Linked DNA regions of Homo sapiens: region 1 is linked to region 2. The links are chromatin contacts, found by Hi-C or POLR2A ChIA-PET in ENCODE. All regions are on one chromosome and are shown on one strand. The core of a region is the stretch at or near the end of the contact, and the rest is flanking DNA. Distances in the headings are between cores, read along the strand shown. Region 1 has its middle 31 kb from the start of SCUBE3. Region 2 holds the start of TCP11 (t-complex 11).

Region 1 (5,353 bases), core at 1,973-4,472, 41 kb before region 2:
GCAAACTCTTAAGGGTTTTCTTTGTAACCTGGTGTCTCTGTAATGAAAGGTAATGTGTATGTGAATGGACGGCAAAAAGAGAGGCCATCTCTATGCATGCATGTGTGTGTGTGTATCAAGTTAATTAATCAATTGATTAATCAAACCCCCAGATTATTTTTGAGTGCTTACTATGTGTCAGGCACTGGGCTAGCGCTGGGTACAAAGGGTAAACAAGAGTCCTAACTGATTAAAAAAAAAGAAAACTGTTACCACCCCCAGGGAAGGCCCCTGGTGGTGTCTCCTGGCCCAGCTGGGCATCCCTGACAATAGTTCCCAACATCTCTGCATCGTGCCCACACTTGCCAAGCCCCCGGTTATGTGCCATGCTGAGAATGATGCAGAGAAAAAGACAGGTAGGTGCAGGAGGTTCTAAATGCAGAAAATCAACAGGTCGTGGTGGCTGACTGGCTGGAGAAATAAGAATCAACGATTAGTCAATGACAAGTCCAGGGTGTTCAGCCTGAGGACACTTAGACTGTTGGACCTTTGAGGGCAGACATGGCAGCTCCTACATATGGGGAAAGCACCTGGTGGGTTCAGCATTCCCTGGTCTTCCCTGTGTCCAGGCTGGGCATTTCAAGGACAGCCTCAGGGAAGACACATTTTTAATCATTTTGACTGGTGTGTGTGTGTGTGTGTGTGTGTGTGTGTGTGTGTGTGTCTGTCTGTCTGTCTGTCTGCTATTGACATCTAGTGGGTGGAGAATAGGGGTACCACGAAACATCCTCTGAAGCACAGGACAGCCCCACCCACAACAAAAAATTATCCAGCCCAAAATATGAGTAGTGCCAAAGTTGTGAAGCCTGAGTTTCTGTGAATCTGATCACTAGGTCCACAGGAAACTTAAATCATCCCAGTTTCACCCAGACCCATGCAATGTGGACTGACATTCAAGCTAACCCTAGGCCTCCAAAAGGCCTGTTTAACCACCGAGGAAAGCCTAAACCATGCATATCATACCTGACTTCATTTATTGGCTATCTGTGATGTCTCAGGTTATTTACATAAATTACTGCTAAGCTCTTCCACAACTGTAAAGAGACAGGTGGCGCAATCATCATTATCTCTATTTCACAGATGAGCAAACTGAGGCTCAGAGAGATTAGATAACTTATCCAATAGCACACAACTTGTAAGTAACCCCAAAGCCCACTCTATTCTCTATACTATTACTATACATATATCTGCTTATAGTCTCATCTTTTGAAAGCTCATAATTGGGTGTAACAGATGAGGGAACTCTCTATTATCTAGACCTTTCCATAAACTCCAAGCACCTCCTTCCCCAGCCATTCTGGGTGAGTGGGAATCTCTATGCTTAAAGCATGTAAAGATGTACCAAGGGGATGTGGTTCCTGGAAAAGCAAAGCCCATGGCCAGCAAGGAGATGAAAATTTGCTCAAGTTTATTAAGGGGTCAGGGAAGTACAAATTAAAGTAACAATCAGATACTTCAGGGTGGTTTCAGAGGACTAAGAAATCACCAAGGGCTGTGCCACCTATTTGCCGCTGGGGTGTGGGGGAAAAGCACCCTCATTCATTGTTGGCCGGGACATGGACATTAAGTGTTAGACCTTCTGCAAAAGCAATCTGAAATATTTTCTAAAATTAAATCCAGGGACAATTCAGCCTAGCAATCCAACTTCTGGGCACACAAAGATATGTGACAAGGGCTTTTATCACACTGTTGCTCACAGTAGCAAAAAACTGGAAACACAGTGGATGCCTGTCAGAAGGGGATAGTTGAATAAATTATCCACACCATGGGGGTGAGGAGAGAGGATCTGCTGTAAAGGGGCAGAAGAACTGTTTAGGGTGAGAGAACTGTTGATTAAGTACAATTACCCAAATTCATCCAACTATAAACTTAAAGTGGGTGAATTGTATGTAAATAATTTTTAAAGAAAAGACTGCTATGCAACCAAACCAGTTCCTATGAGGTATTAATGGACAAGAAAAGATACAGAAAAATATCACTCAAGATCCCATTTATATACCTTTGTGTGTATGTAAATGTATAGAGAGATGCTTGCATATGTTTATATGAACATGGAGAAAAATATAGAAGGGTTCATTCTAGGGTCTTAGTATGGGTTACCTGGAGATGGAGGGCAAGAAAAGTCAAGAAAAAAGGAAAGGAAACGAAAAGAGAACAGACTTTAAAAATATGTGTGATATGGTCAAGAGATCGAGACCATCCTGGCCAACATGGTGAAACTCCGTCTCTACTAAAACTACAAAAATTAGCTGGGCGTGGTGGCGTGCGCCTGTAGTCCCAGCTACTTGGGAGGCTGAGGCAGGAGAATTGCTGGAACCCGGGAGGCGGAGGTTGCAGTGAGCCGAGATACGCCACTGCACTCCAGCCTGGCGACAGAGCGAGACTCCGTCTCAAAAAAAAAAAAAAAAAAAAAAAAAAAAAAATATATATATATATATATATATATATATATATATATGAATTATATATATGTATATATGATATGGAATGTATGTATTTATGCAACTTCTAAAAGTGTGTTGGACCCGAGCTGGGGAGGAGGTGCGGGCCCCCGGGGTCCCCTGGGGTCCGCGGGCCGGAGACTCGCGCTCCGGGCGGTGAGTCACAGACAGGCCCGGCTTGGCCGGCGCCTGCGGGCGCTTTGCAGCTGCACCTCGTCGGGGGCGCGGAATCCCTCACCTCGAGGAAAGCAGACGCCCGCCGCCCGGGAGACAGACCGCGCGGGGGTTTTCCAGCGGGGGCGGAGGCCCCTGAAAGGCGCATTGTCAGCCTGGGGAGGCGACGCGGCGCGAGGACAGCGGGACAGCGAGGCTGGGGGTGGGGTTGGGGACCCCAGCTGGGCGCCCGGTGGCTGCGTCGCAGATCCCTCGCCCGCCACGTGGGCCCTGATTCTCCTGATGCTGGGTGGGAGGCCCACAAAGCTCCTACTCCGCGCAGAGGCGACTACCGCCTGCACGGGGTCCGGAGCTCAGTGTCCAGAGTGCCCCAGGATTTGTGCACAGTTTTGCCTCACGTTAGAGCCCGAGAACAGCTCCAGCAGGTCCTGGAATTTGTCCGTGTTTGTGGCTCCCTCCTTGGGGCCCAGCAAGGAGCCTGGCACGTTGCCAGCGCTCAAGAAACATTTGCATGGTGAATCACAAGGGCCTTCGGCAGAAGTTGCCAGGGAACATCATGCTGAACTCTGGGCTCCACAGCCACACCCTCCCTCGAGAACCCTGTGCAGCCTTCCTGTACTGTTAGAACCCCACTTGCTTGATGGGCTTGATCATTAGGCTTCCATAGCTGTGTCCAGCCTCCTCAGCCCGACAGGGAGGCCCTGAGGGCAGGGACTGTATCACACATGTGACCACTTCCCAGAGCAAAACTGCAGGCGACCCCGCACACAGTAGGTGTCTTTCAGCAAAACATTGTGACAGGGAAGAGAAAGAGGATGCTTTGGGTCCAGTGGTTCTCTCTGTGTCCCTGAGTAAAAATCCAATTAGGTCTCAGAAATTCTGTTTTTTTGTTTTGTTTTGTTTTTTTGTACCAAAAGAGAAACTAAGAAATGTAACCTGAGCTCTGGGCCACTCAGGAGGCTGGTGGCAGGAGGGCAGGAGTATGGCATAACTTTGTAGCTTAAAAAAAACAACAACCAAATTAGAGCACTAGTTTAAGGGCTGAGTCAAGAGGGCCAAGACGTGTCTCTTGTTCCCTAGTCCTGGGCTGTTTGCCAGGAGAGAGGAAAATGCTTCCAGAAAGTCCAAGTCCAGGTTTAGTGGCTCCAAGGGAAAGATTTTTCTACATGGAACTAAAGCAAGAACTAGGTCGTAAACCAAAATCTTCTAACTTCCTCCATGACCAGGGTTGCAAGAGAGAAACGGGAGTAATGGAAAGAATAAGGGACTTGAGGTCAAAAGGTCTTGATTTGAGCCATGGCCTCAGCCTCTTAGATCAGCCCCATGTCTCTAGGAAAGTTCCTTGGCTTCTCTGAGCCTCCGTTTCCTCATCTGTAGCGTGGGGATAATAATGCCACTTCATTCACATGACATTTTACTAGTGGATGGGTGAGTACCTATCTCAGCTCATGACACACAGCAAGTCCTCAGTAGAAGTCTGTGGGTCAAACAGATAAGCATACAACAGTGCTTACTGCAGCATTATTCACAACAGCCAAAAGGTAGACACAACCCAAATGTTCATCAGCAGATGAATGGATACATAAAATGTGGTACATCCATACAAGGGAATGTTTTTCAGCCATAAAAAGGCATCAAGTTCTGATCCATGCTAACACACAGATGAACCTTCAAAACATTATGCTAAGTGAAAGAAGACACAAAAGTGTATATATGGTATGATTCCACTTATATAAAATATCTAGAATAGGCAAATTCATAGAGATAGAAAGTAGATTAGAGGTTACCAAGAAATGGGGAATCATTACTTAATGGATATAGAGTTTCTGTTTGGGATGATGAAAGAGTTTTGGAAACAGATTATGGTGATGGCTGCACACACTGTGAATGTAATTATGCCACCGAATTGTATACTTTAAAGATGGTTAAAATGGCGGAATATATATTATACATATTTCGCCACAATAAAACACTTTTCAAGGAAGACTATGGAATCTGATTGTGAAAAGAAAGTTCTGCTTTTGGCAGCACTTTTGTGGTAGCTCCCAAATGGAAATAGCCCAGATGTCCATCTATAGCAGAATGGATGAAGTGTCTTCTGGAATGTTATCCGGTTGTGAGAATACATGACAACCATACACAACAAGCTGAGTGAATCTTATGGACATAATGTTGAGTGAAAGAAGCCAGACACAAAAGGCATCCTGTATGCTTCCATTTATACAAAGTTCCAAAACAGACAAAACTAATCTATGGTGCTAGAGGTCAGGACAGGGTTACCCTTGGGGAATAATTATTGGAAAGGGGCACTAAGGGGCTTCTGGGGTTGGCAACGTTCTGCTTCCTGATTTAGATGCTGTGACCTGGGTGTGTGCACTTTGGGGAAATTCTCCAGCTGTTTTACACTAATGTGTGTTCTTTTCTGTACATGTTTACTTCCAGAAAACATTTTTTTTAAGTTCTGGTTTGAGTCTTGAGTGAAGGGAATGGCAAACTAGAAAGTAAAGCTACAGAACCCTGATTTATACACACTTAACCTGTGCCAAGCCAAAGGGACTGTGAAACAAGACTTATTCTCTACACTGCTTGTAATTCATACTCCCCCCTCCCCAGGCCTCTCCATGAGCTGTAACCAATTAGTTTTTGGACTCCAAACAGCAGACTTTCTACAGCTCACACTGGGGGGCATAGGGGAAATG
Region 2 (5,949 bases), core at 856-3,355:
AATGAGATTGTGTGCAGAGCATATAGATCTGCGATGTAAAAGCATTCTGTAAATCATTACAGAGAAATCAGTTATTAACTAAGACCCCAAAGGGAAGAAGTGCATATCTCTTACTTGATCTTTCTACTCCCCTCAACCTCTAACTTTTGCTTGGTTGGTTCTGATGACTATTAATGATAAAGATCATGAAATGCTGTACCTGGGCTGACCCTGGGAAAACTAATTTTGTCTTTCTCTGCTACCTCCTTTTCCTCCTGTTCTGGCTTCGGTCCCCTCCCCACTCTCCACCCTCCCCCACCCCCCTCTCACACTACCATGTGCTCCTGGACTGCTATTTCTTCCCACTGACCCTCCCAGACAATTCGAATATTAAGAGAATATTTAAACAGACAATTTAACATATATGAAAGAATTGTTAGAGGAATTTCAGACATCAGTAGGGAGTTTTACAGCAATGCAATTTTTGTGGGGGAAACGAACTGGTGTTATTCTGGAAACTTTCCCAGAAGTAAAAATGCCAAATGGAATTCCTGATTTGCATTTTTAAAGAGAAATCAATAACCCAGCCTAAATATCTCCCTATGTAATAAGGAAGCATCATATTTCATTGAACTCTTTGCTGAAGTCATCATGCAACTTCCTCCCACTTCTGGTGGTTTTAGGGTGAAGGCTGGCCTGCTTCACAGTTGGCATCCCTGAGGGAAATAGCAGGAGAGGGCGAGGAGGAGGAAGGGGTAGGTTTGGTATGGATGAGTCTGAGATGCTCTGGATAAACAGTAACTTGGCTAGGCCACTCCCCTGGTATATGCCTGGGCCTCAAGGTGGAATGGACTTTTTTTAAGCACAAATGCTTTTGGGTGTCTTTATAATTTCCCCCTCCAAACCCAAGAGTTGTGCAAGAAACATCCACACTCCACACTAACAAGGCAAAGGTTGTTTTTGTTTTTTTTTTTTTGAGACGGAGTTTTGCTCTTGTTGCCCAGTCCGGAGTGCAATGGCGTGATCTCGGCTCACCGCAACCTCTGCCTCCCAGGTTTAAGCGGTTCTCCTGCTGCAGCCTCCTGAGTAGCTGGGATTACAGGCATGAGCCACCACGCCCAGCTAATTTTGTATTTTTAGTAGAGACGGGGTTTCTCCATGTTGGTCAGGCTGGTCTCAAACTCCTGACCTCAGGTGATCCACCCGCCTCGGCTTCCCAAAGCCCTGGGATGACAGGCTCGAGCCACCGCGCCTGGCCTTGTTTTGTTTTTTTGAGACAGAGTCTCGCTCTGTTGCCCAGGCTGGAGTGCAGTGGCGCAATCTCAGCTCACTGCAACCACGGCCTCCCGGATTCAAGCAATTCTCTGCCTCAGCCTCCCGAATAGCTGGGAATGCAGGCGCCCGCCACCACGCCCGGCTAATTTTTGTATTTTTAGTAGAGTCGGGGTTTCACCATGTTGGCCAGGCTGGACTCGAACTCCTGACAGGAGATCTGCTGGACTCAGGTGTCAGCCACCGCGCCCGGATTCTTACCATAATACTTTCATCTTTTGTTTTGTTTTGTTACTGTACACTTTTATGGTAAGAAGTCATGACACAGTAATAAAGAGAGACGGGAGCAGGTGAAGAGGAAACGCTTCCTTTCTATTTTCTCAGGCAGGGGCACTCCAGGTCTTCACATCACTGCAAGGGCGACAGAGTAGACTTAGAGTCAAGAAAGGCAAGGGCTAGAGCCCAGGAGGCGGAGGGCGACAACGGGCGGAACCCCAGTGGGCAGAGCCTGGCCCCAGCCCTGGCGGCTCCTCCGCTTCTCCCACATGTGAGGAAAGAGCGCGGCCCCTGCGCCCCTGCGGCACACGCTGTGAAACAACCCTCCTGGGTGTGGCTCGGCTTCTCGGCTGTCCAAACAGCCTGAAGAAAAGCCCCATGCATGCTCTGGCCTCGTCTCAGCAGTTCCAGGCCATCCTTCTCGAGGGGCGGGAGCTGACCGGCATGAACCGGCCGCAGCGAGCCGCTCGAGGCCTGGTTGGCTTCGAGCTCAGGAGGGACGCACGAGCCTGCCGCTTCCGGCTCTGGCGGGGGGGGCACGTGCCCCGTCCCGTTGCCCCGGCGACCGCGGCGGTTTGTTCTCAGGCCCCGGCCTTTCTCACCGTGCGACGCCCCAACCCGCCGCTCCGCCGCGGTGGTACGCTCCAGGCCGCCAGGCCGCGAGGCCCACCGAGCGGACGCCAGTGGATGACCCGCGGCGGGGGAGGAGGAGGTGACGGCCTGGGAGCCGGAGGCGGGCCTGGGCCGGCGTTTCGGGCGAGGGGGGCACCTCGCCGCGAAGGAAGGGGCCTTCCCACGCTTCCCGCCCTGCGCCGGGCTTCTGTGGCTTTAGTTTCCTCGTTGCCGCCCAGCGCTCCACTTCTGTCCCACTCTCGACTTCCGCTCCTCCACGCTCCTTTGCCCCTTTCTGCCCCTCAGCACCCCCAAGACCCTGAGGCCGCTACCCCCCTTCCCGCCGCCCCCAGGGACCCCCTTGGCAATTGGGGAGGCCCCTTCCCCGACGCCAACAACACGCCTTTCTCCCTCACCCAGATACCATCAGCAAAATGCCAGACGTCAAGGAGAGTGTGCCCCCGAAATATCCTGGCGACTCAGAGGGCAGGTCCTGTAAGCCCGAAACCTCAGGACCCCCCCAGGAAGACAAGAGCGGCTCCGAGGACCCCCCTCCCTGTAGGTCCAGCTCGGCAGTCCCTGTGGCCCCCTAGGGGGTGCTTAGTGTGGGGGGTCCGCAGGCCCCCCCATCCCCCAAGTTTTCTCTCTTCACTATCCCTCTCTCGTTTGTCTTTCTCCGTTTCTCCCCCACCCGCCTTTACTTACAGGCCCGAGGGCAGAGGTCTTCAAAGAGTTTTTGGTTCTAGAGAAAGAAGTGACCCAAGCGTGATTACTTGAATCTGACAAGATTTGAGACTGAGTCGGTTCAAAGCCCTCCTTTGTATTGTATTTTGAATATGTAGGGGGGATTGGCAGATAGATCTGGGATTGATTTTAAAGAACCCAAATGATCCCAGACGGGAATTGGGTTTTCTCAGCGCTTTGCTAACTCAAGAAATAGTAGTGTCCTGGGCCCAGTCTCTAGCTCGGTTCTGTAGTGGGTGTTCTTTTGTGTTCTTGTTGGGGCACAAGGTCTTCTCCGCGCTTCGTGGTAGGTCCAGTCTCACTGGGACTCATGCTGTATTTCTCTTAATCTCCAGAGAACGTAACTAGTCATCAAACTGAGGAGCTGTCCGTGTGCAACAACTCAAGATAAAATTCTTGACTATTGAAATGCGAAAAATTAGATTGAGGCTTTGCGGCTGAATTAGATTGGTTTTTCTTGTGGCCACATGAGGTCGCTGCTGGTTAACTGAATGGCACCAAAAGGCATATTGGGGTCATTTCCAACAGCTATGAACCTGAGGTAGGATGAAAAATCCGTTTTTTTGTACACACAATTTAAGTTTTTGAGGTGTCTATTTAAATGAGTCCATATATAAAACAACTCTCAGTAAAATGAATAATCAAATTCCTTTTTAAAAAAATTTGAAATTTTGTGTATTAGGTTGACTTGGTTGTTATATTACTTGAAAATGTCTTTGTCCTTGGGATCTGGATTTTTAAAATCTATTTCGGTTAAATTTTATCTCTAATTTCTCTTTGAGCTCTCCTCATTCCTGAATTTTAGAGCTGTTTTGGAATTGCTTAGTGCTGTGTAACTTTTGAGCAACAGAAGTCTTATCAAGGCAGGCTATGAACTTTGATTTGTTGTAGTTGGAAAGTGTTTCTGTGTATATTTCCCTCCGTCCCTCAATAAGCTGCTGTAGTTCAATCCCCTTCTGAAGATTTTCTCTTAGCTCTCATTTAGCATTAGTGAATTAGCAGTGAGTCTGTTTACATATTTGATTGTGTTTTGCCATTTTGGCTGAAACTAAAGACTTCAGAGAGGCTGCAGAAATAAAGGGAACCTCAAGCGTCCACTTAAGGTCCAGTTCACCTTCATGTTTACCTAAGCAGAGACTCAGTGGATTTTTGGTAAAGGTCTACAATCTCCTTAACTTTTTATTTTTAAATATCGTAAGTCTGCTGGAAAGTAAAAAATAATACAGTGAATGCCCACAGTGTTAATATTCTGCCGTATTGCTTTTTCTCTCTCCCTGTATTTCCCCCTCCTGCCTTTTAAAATTGCAACGTCTTGACTTCTTTTAATTTTTGTTGTTGTTGATGGGTTTTTTTTTTTTTATAAACTAGCTGTTTTTTGAGACGGAGTCTCTGTCACCCAGGCTAGAGTGCAATGGTGCGATCTCGGCTCACTGCAACCTCCACCTCCTGGGTTCAAGCGATTCTCCTGCCTTAGCCTCCTGAGTAGCTGGGATTATAAGCATGTGCCACCATGCCCAGCTAATTTTTGTATTTTTAGGAGAGACGGGGTTTCACCATGTCGGCCAGGCTGGTCTCGAACTCCTGACCTCAGGTGATCTGCCTGCCTTAGCCTCCCAAAGTGCTGGGATTATAGGCAAGAGCCACAGCACCTGGCCTTGACTTCTTTTAATTTTTAAATTTTTGTGGGTACATAGTAGGTGTGTATATTTATCAGGTATATGGGATATTTTGATACAGGCATACAATGTGTAATAATCACATCAGGGTAAATGCGGTACACATCATCTCAAGGATTTATCCTTTGTGTTACAAACAATCCAATTATACTCTTTTAGTTATTTTAAAATGTGCAACTAAATTATTGTTGACTACAGTCATTCTGTTCTCTCAAATACTAGATCTTATTCATTCTATTTTTTGTACCCATTAACCATCTGTGCTTCCCTGCAACCCCCCAACCCCCCACCCAACTACCCTTCCCAGCCTCTGGTTATCTGTCATTCTATTCTCTATCTACATGAGTTCAATTGTTTTAATTTTTAGCTCCCACAAATAAGTGAGAACATGTGAAGTTTTTCTTTCTGTGCCTGGCTTAATTCACTTAACATAATGACCTCCTGTTCCATCTGCGTTGTTGCGGATAACAAGATCTTGTGTTGTTTTTTTGTTTTTGGCTGAATAGCACTCCATTGTGTATATCTACCATTTGTCTGTTGATGGACACAGGTTGCTTCCAAATCTTGGCTATCATAAATAGTGCTGAAATAAACATGGGAGTGCAGATATCTCTTCGATAGATTGATTTCCTTTCTTTTGGGTATATACCCAGCAGTGGGATTGCTGGATCATGTGGTAGCTCTATTTTTAGGTTTTTGAGGAACCTCCAAACTATTCTCCATAGTGGCTGTACTAATTTACATTCCCACCAACAGTGTATGAGGGTTCCCTTTCCTCCACATCCTCACCAGCGTTTGTTATTGCCTGAGTTTTGGATAAAAGCCATTTTAACTGGGGTGAGATACAAAGTCATGACTTTACCTCTAAATATTTCATCATGTATCTAAGAACAGGGGCATTCTCCTGTGTAACTTTTCTACAGTAACCTTATTTTTCCTTTTTACATTTTCAAATCTTTTTACTATAGAAAAATTATACATTTATGAAATAGAATGACTAATACAATGAGCCCCCATTTATCCATCATCCAGCTTCAACAATGATCAACTCGTGGCCAATCTTTGTTCATCTACATCTCCTCCACATCTTGGAGCCAAATAATTTTCTGTGAAAAATCATGATGCTGCATCAAAAGAGAGTGATAAAATATGATTTATTGTATACGGCTGCATTTTATACACCACGTAATCATTGTAACTACCATATATACCTATTATGTGTGAATGCTATCAGCTGTACTATAGGTCTGCACTAAAAACTTAGAACAGTGGTTGCCAAATACCCATGCTGGTCTGTGACAAAATTCTTAGCACTATTTAGTGAAATGAAATCATAAAGATATTGTAATGAGTTTTCCTAAAGTTAATTCCATTTAAGGGACTGCTGTTT

The links. A loop is a pair of places that touch in the nucleus more often than their neighbours do. ChIA-PET counts read pairs that join two places held with the same protein, here RNA polymerase II (POLR2A). Pooled maps may share reads with other maps.
Region 1: a loop to region 2 is called in a map with no recorded cell type, with 5 times the contacts of the local background. The contact joins the enhancer-like site here to the promoter of TCP11 in region 2. A Hi-C loop is called at or near these places in 7 of 168 maps with a recorded cell type or tissue (Caco-2, GM12878, aorta and 3 more), 13 of 37 single-sample maps with no recorded cell type and 11 of 50 pooled maps. POLR2A ChIA-PET finds 5 or more read pairs at or near these places in 8 of 52 experiments (AG04450, IMR-90, K562 and 5 more).

Annotation. Positions count from the first base shown.
Region 1 is chr6:35,179,845-35,185,197 of GRCh38, reverse strand. No RefSeq gene overlaps it. Among named protein-coding and RNA genes, the nearest start is that of SCUBE3, 31 kb to the left of the region's middle. RefSeq lists a silencer at 261-642. Within about 2 kb of position 3,222, at least 17 of the 41 ENCODE cell types and tissues checked have a DNase peak (open chromatin) inside an H3K27ac peak, as active enhancers do; they include ascending aorta, where a contact is called at or near this core.
Region 2 is chr6:35,137,495-35,143,443 of GRCh38, reverse strand. TCP11 (t-complex 11) reads left to right here and starts at 2,105. Exons shown (of 10, transcript NM_001370687.1): 1 at 2,105-2,239; 2 at 2,560-2,697. The coding sequence starts at 2,574.